Linked DNA regions of Homo sapiens: region 1 is linked to region 2. Evidence: chromatin loops called from intact Hi-C (ENCODE). Cell type or tissue: HepG2. All regions are shown on one strand. Each heading gives the region's core, and the rest is flanking DNA. Links, peaks and the distances in the headings are about the cores only.

The links. Peaks named below come from ENCODE experiments on the same cell type or tissue, not always from the same donor. Only the 100,000 strongest peaks of a DNase experiment are listed, where the experiment ranks them.
Region 1: it touches region 2 in a loop (6-fold over the local background); 2 of 110 quality-filtered maps call a loop at or near these places.

Annotation. Positions count from the first base shown.
Region 1 is chr6:169,695,898-169,698,808 of GRCh38, reverse strand. The region is part of intron 1 of WDR27 (WD repeat domain 27); the gene reads left to right. Among named protein-coding and RNA genes, the nearest start is that of WDR27, 4.7 kb to the left of the region's middle. In HepG2, for the core only: a CTCF peak has its summit at 1,497 (motif pointing left); no DNase peak of the experiment used is centred there.
Region 2 is chr6:169,788,753-169,791,663 of GRCh38, reverse strand. It overlaps LINC00242 (long intergenic non-protein coding RNA 242), which reads left to right. Exons shown (of 2, transcript NR_026781.1): 2 at 546-2,874. It overlaps LINC00574 (long intergenic non-protein coding RNA 574), which reads right to left and starts at 1,591. Exons shown (of 3, transcript NR_026780.1): 1 at 1,248-1,591. In HepG2, for the core only: CTCF peaks have their summits at 931, 1,333 (motif pointing left) and 2,387; DNase peaks (open chromatin) are centred at 903, 1,363, 1,603 and 2,395; H3K4me3 peaks cover 2,448 bases.

The sequences.
Region 1 (2,911 bases), core at 257-2,756, 93 kb after region 2:
CCAGGTGCCACCACCGTGGCCCCTCTCCTCAGCCTTTGGAGCCCTCCGCCTCCAGCATGAAGGGCTGTGCACGGGCTGTGACAGGACCAAGCCTGTGCATGCATGGTGTGCTTTCCAGACCAGAAATTGGTGCACGGCTGCCCTCGACTTCAGAGGCTGGAAATGTGGTCCAGCCATGTTCTTAGTGGCTCCAGGGAAGAAGCAGAAAGAGCTTGGGGAAAACTGCCAGACCACAGAAATAGAAAAATGAATATTTTAACATATAGAAAAATAACTTTTTACACAAATGATTTTAGGGGCCATCTGACCTCTGTTCAATGGGAGGATAGGTTGCACTTCAGTTAGCTGCCCTGGACTCATGTTCTCGACGTGGACACGTGTGTGTATGTGTGTGTGTGTGTCGGTGTGTCCCTGACGATGTTTCTGCCTGCACCAGACCCTCCCTCATCCCTGTCTGTACCACCCTGCCATGGAGCAGGAGAGGCAGGAGAGGTAGGCATTAAAGCCGAGTACACTGAGGCAGAGGTAGGCATTGAAGCCGAATACACTGAGGCAGAGGTAGGCATTGAAGCTGAGAACACTGAGGAACAGAGGTGTTGGGCAGCTGGAGAGGTGGGACATCAGCTCGTGCACACTGGGGCCAGACTGACCCAGAAATTCTGAGTGCAGGCTGGTGCTTCCTCGTCAAGGTGGCTTATGTGTCCTGACAAGGCTTCCTTCCCTCCTTGGCTTCACACCATTGTTTCTGTGAACTCTTCATACTAGTGAGTCATGGTGTTATTTCTTTACTATGCACTCATCAGGAAATGCAAGCACATTCATATTCTGCCTGTAGGGACCAGCCCGCAGGGTCAGTGGGTCTCTCCCCGTGCGCGGGGACGAGTGTAGAAATAAAGACACAAGACAAAGAGATAAAAGACAGCTGGGCCCGGGGGACCACTACCACCAAGTCACGGAGACCGGTAGTGGCCCCAAATGCCAGGCTGCACTGATATTTATTGGATACAAGACAAAGGGGCAGGATAAGGAGAGTGGCCATAGGTAAGGCCATGTGGGTCACGTGTCCACTGGACAGGGGGCCCTTCCCTGCCTGGCAGCCAAGGCAGAGAGAGGAGACAGAGAGAAACAACTTACACCGTTATTTCTGCTTATTAGAGACTTTTAGTACTTTCACTAATTTTGCTACTGCTATCTAGAAGGCAGAGCCAGGTGTACCGGATGGAACCTGAAGGCGGACTAGGAGCGTGACCACTGAAGCACAGCATCACGGAGATGGTTAGGCCTCCGGATTACAGTGGGCGAGCCTGACTGATGTCGGGCCCTCCACAAGAGGTAGAGGAGTAGAGTCTTCTCTAAACTCTCCGGGAGAAAGGGAGATTCCCTTTCCCGGTCTGCTAAGTAGCAGGTGTTTTTCCTTGACACTGAGGCTACCGCTAGACCTCGGTCCACCTGGCAAAGAGCATCTTCCCAGATGCTGGCGTTACCGCTAGACCAAGGAGCCCTCTGGTGGTCCTGTCTGGGCATAACAGAAGGCTCGCACTCTGGTCTTCTGGTCACTCCTCACTATGTCCCCTCAGCTCCTATCTCTGTGTGGCCTGGTTTTTCCTAGGTTATGATTATAGAGCGAGTATTATTATAATATTGGAATAAAGAGTAATTGCTACAAACTAATGATTAATGATATTCATATGTAATCATATCTAAGATCTATATCTGGTATAACCGTTCTGATTTTATATTTTATTATACTGGAACAGCTCGTGTCCTCGGTCTCTTGCCTCGGCACCTGGGTGGCTTGCCGCCCACACTGTCTTTATTTTGGAAATAATTCCAGTGATATCAGACGTTGGGTGTCAGGAGATAGGTTTTTGTTGTTTTTGCTTTTGTTTGTTTTTGAGACAGGGTCTCGCTCTGTCGTGCAGGCTGGAGTGCAGTGGCACAATCTTGGCTCACAACAACCTCCGCCTCCCGGGTTCAAGTGATTCTCCCGCCTCAGCCTTCCAAGTAGCTGGGACTACAGGCACGTGCCACCATGCCCAGCTAATTTTTGTATTTTTAGTAGAGATGGGGCTTCACTATGTTGGCCAGGCTGGTTCTTGAACTCCTGACCTCGTGATCCACCCGCCTCAGCCTCCCAAAGTGCTGGGAATACAGGCGTGAGCCACTGTGCCCGGCGTCTGCTTTTGTTTTTAAGACATGAAGGGGTCCTGTGCTTCAGGCATGGAAGAGGTCTTCAGGTCTTCGGATTGTCTTTCTCCTATGACCGTGGGCTCTCTGACCCCAAACCTTTCACCAAACCCGTTTTGATCGGACAGCTTTTTATATGTGTGCAGGCATACATGTGTGTGCACGTTTGGGTGCATGTGTGGGATTCTTTGTGTGCATGTGTGTATACAGGTGTGAGATTTTGTGTGTGTGCATGCATGTGTGTATGTGATCTCTTGCTTCACAACTGCCCATACCTTAACTTCTTCCTCGTAAGCTTCACTGCGCCATTCTTCCCAAGATCTCCTAGCACCATCTCAACCCTTGGGTCACCCTGGACTCTTGCTGTTGATTGCTTGTTCTAGTCTTACTTCAGGGTTCAGTCCCGATAGGACACAGATCACTGTGTAGACGTATGCAGGGAATTGTCATTTCGTTTCTACAGTTTTCATTTTGTAGGCACTTGTATTCGTTTGTTAATTCTGCTGTGACAAACTAATGCAGATTTGGTGGTTTAAAACAGCGCAAATGGATTATCTTACGGTTCTGGAGGTCACAAATCCAAAATGGGTCTCAAACTGCTAAAATCAGGGTGGCATTGGGGCTGGCTCCTTCCAGAGTCTTTGGGTGAAAACTCCTTTCTGTGCCTTTTCCAGCTTCTAGGGCCACCACAGGCCTCAGCTCCTGGGTCCTTTTTCTGTCTTGA
Region 2 (2,911 bases), core at 316-2,815:
TGCCTCTTTCTAAGGTTGCTATTAGGATTAATTTTTGAGATAATAGACACTGAGATAACAAACCTGCCAAGTGTTACATCGATGTGATTATCCTGAGATTGAGAGGAAATGTCAGTGAGGCACTAGGTGGTGGCATGGCCGTGAGTGGGAGAAAGAGGGTGGATGTTCCAGATGTCCCTGGATCTCTACCAAAGAGAAGATGCAGCGAAAGGACAGCCGTGTTCCTGGTGTCTCCTTTTCCCCTCAGGACAATGAATTACGGGTTTTCTGTGCCTTAGTTTTCTTCCTTTCAAATGCAGTTAATAATACTGTCTCTCAGGGGGTATTCACAGACGTGAACAATTAATGATCGCAAAGTGCTTTGAAAATAAATGAGCTTACTCATAATGGTGGTGTTTGATATTTATAATAATAAGCCTGTGCTGCTGGCTTCGCGAACTATATTCATTGGTACAGAGCTTAGTTTTATGACTGGCTTTTTCAATATTTTAACATAAAATCCTCTTATTTTAAAGTAATCAAATGACCTTCCTGCATTCCTCCAGAGTCTTATTCGGAAAAACTTAAGATTTGATCATAGATCTATTTTAAGAAGTGCCAAGTTAACTGACATCGATGCCATCGTATCTGGAGTCCCTAGGAAATCCAGGGGGGGACAATGAACCGTAGGAAGACTCGGACTCGGGTCTGCCTGTAGCACTCGGAGCCTGCAAGGCAACACAGTTATTGAGTTCTATTAAAATTACTTGGTGTGGCTATAAACCAAACCACACCCCTGTAGCCAATGCGAAGAGCTTCCCGTAAAAGCCGTGCGGTGGGAAGGCCTCTCGCTGTCTCCTCTGCGCGGCAGGCAGACATGGACGACACCGAGGCGTGAATTCAGCCTGCACCTCCTAAAGATGAGCTGTTGAGGGCGATGGCCACAGCAAGTCCGCACCAAGTGCTCTTTAAACATGAGTGTTTCTTTAAACAAAGAACCTTCCCGGCATTGAGGTCTGATTAATGATGCCCCGGCACCTCCTCCCTCACTCAGGGATCACTTCCCTGCGGCGCGTTCCCAGACGCAGGCTTCCCTCACGGAGGCGGGAAGATTTCAGGCGCTGTCTGTTCTTGTCTTTTGTCAGCACGGACAAGGATGGAGACCCCACTGGTCAGGCGAGCCCCGCGGTCCCTGTTCCTCACTTCACCACCTGGGGAAGCCTGATCCCCATCGATTCGCAAAGGAACAAGGAAAGAACACGTTTTACCTGGATGGATGGTCCCCCTCACGGTGGCCTTGGAACCCGCTTCAGCGGGAGAGGCAGCGCCTCACTCACGGCTCCCCCTGGCCGCTGCTTTACCAGGGAGCGCCACCCCGTGCCCCGCCAGAGGAAGTGCAGGCGCCAGCACAGCACGGGCCGAAAGCCACACTGTGGGACCCGCAGCGCAGCTCCAAGAAATCCAAAGTCCATTCACAAGAGGAGCTTCTCCGCCAAATCGTTGAAAAATAAAACGAGAAATGAGTCGCCACCGGTATCCGCTTTAGTCAGCCGTACGAAAACGCAACCCGGTCAGCTGCACTTCTGCTGCCAGCCCTCCTCCAGTCAAGCACCGGCCTCGAGAAGGGCAAAGGGCAGGTAGGAGTTCCGACGCATGCGGCCACGGGGCGGAGTCACAGTTCAGAGGCCTCAGCTGAACCTGAAGTTATCCTAAGCTCGAGCCCCAGAGTGAGGACTCGGGGTCAGGCATCCGATTCCCCATCAGCTCCTTTACTAAAGCTGTGCAGAGAATCCGAGGCTATGAGTGGGGGTGGGGGAAAGATGTACAGGATGCTTTGGTTTCACTCCTGAGATACGAGAACGTCCTCTGAACACACATGCAGATAGCTGGACTTCTAGACAGAGGAAATCCAAATCGTTTCTTTCCTCCCAGCATAAGGGAACGGTCCGGTAAGAGCTGGTGTTTATCGATGCTACGTGCCAGAATGGGGCTGAGCACGGCGCCTCACTGTATCCTAACGTCTAATGAGGCAGGGAATGTCACTGTCACACTCTGCAGACGAGGAAGCCATGCTGTCAGCAGGTACACATCTTGCCACAAAACCAGTAACCTGTGGCACTGAGATCGCACACCGGTCGTCCACTGCCAAGTCCGTGGCCTCCTTCTCTGGGGTTTGCCTGCCTCTTGATGGCGGCCATGCCTCTGTCCTCTCGCAGGGGCTGGCTCTTCCAGTGGTCACTACTTTTTGGTTGCAAGCAGCAGAGATTCCCTGGAGGGCTTGTTGAAAGCACTCACATCAACGGAGCCTCAGAAAGGGAGCTGAGGCCATGCACGGCCCTGCAGTTTCTCCTCAGGCTTTGGTTTGCATCCCTGGCCTGACTTTCCCTCAACAAGTCCTGCTATCTCCACAAGGCGGCCAGCCCAGCCCTGTCCTCACCTTCCAGCCCCAGCTGAGCAGCCCCTCCCCACATCATCTTCAGCTGCTGCCCAGGCTCCGCAGAGCAGGTGTCCACCGCCCATCCAGCCATTGTGTTTAGAGGGCAGAGCGACCTGCCGGGACCTTGACAACACCTGGCCCCACCCACACGTCCTGCAATATTCACTGAGGAATGCACAGCAGCACATATGTGCCTCATGTGTCCTGCTGTGATGCAGCGAGTGGCACACAGCATTATTGTGTCAATCATGTGTCTTGATGTGATGCACTGGTTCAGACAGTATCATGGATGCAGTGTTTCTTTAAAACTGTCAAATTTGAGGAAACAATCTAACAAAAGCCAATTGATGAACATTCTGTAAAGGTGACATAAATACTTCAAAAATGTCTCTGACACAGAAAGAAAAAAAACAAAAAGGGAGCTATTCCAGATTTTAAAAATAAAAGATATAGTAACTAAAAGCAGTTGTGGTGCTTGGATAAAAACAAACAACA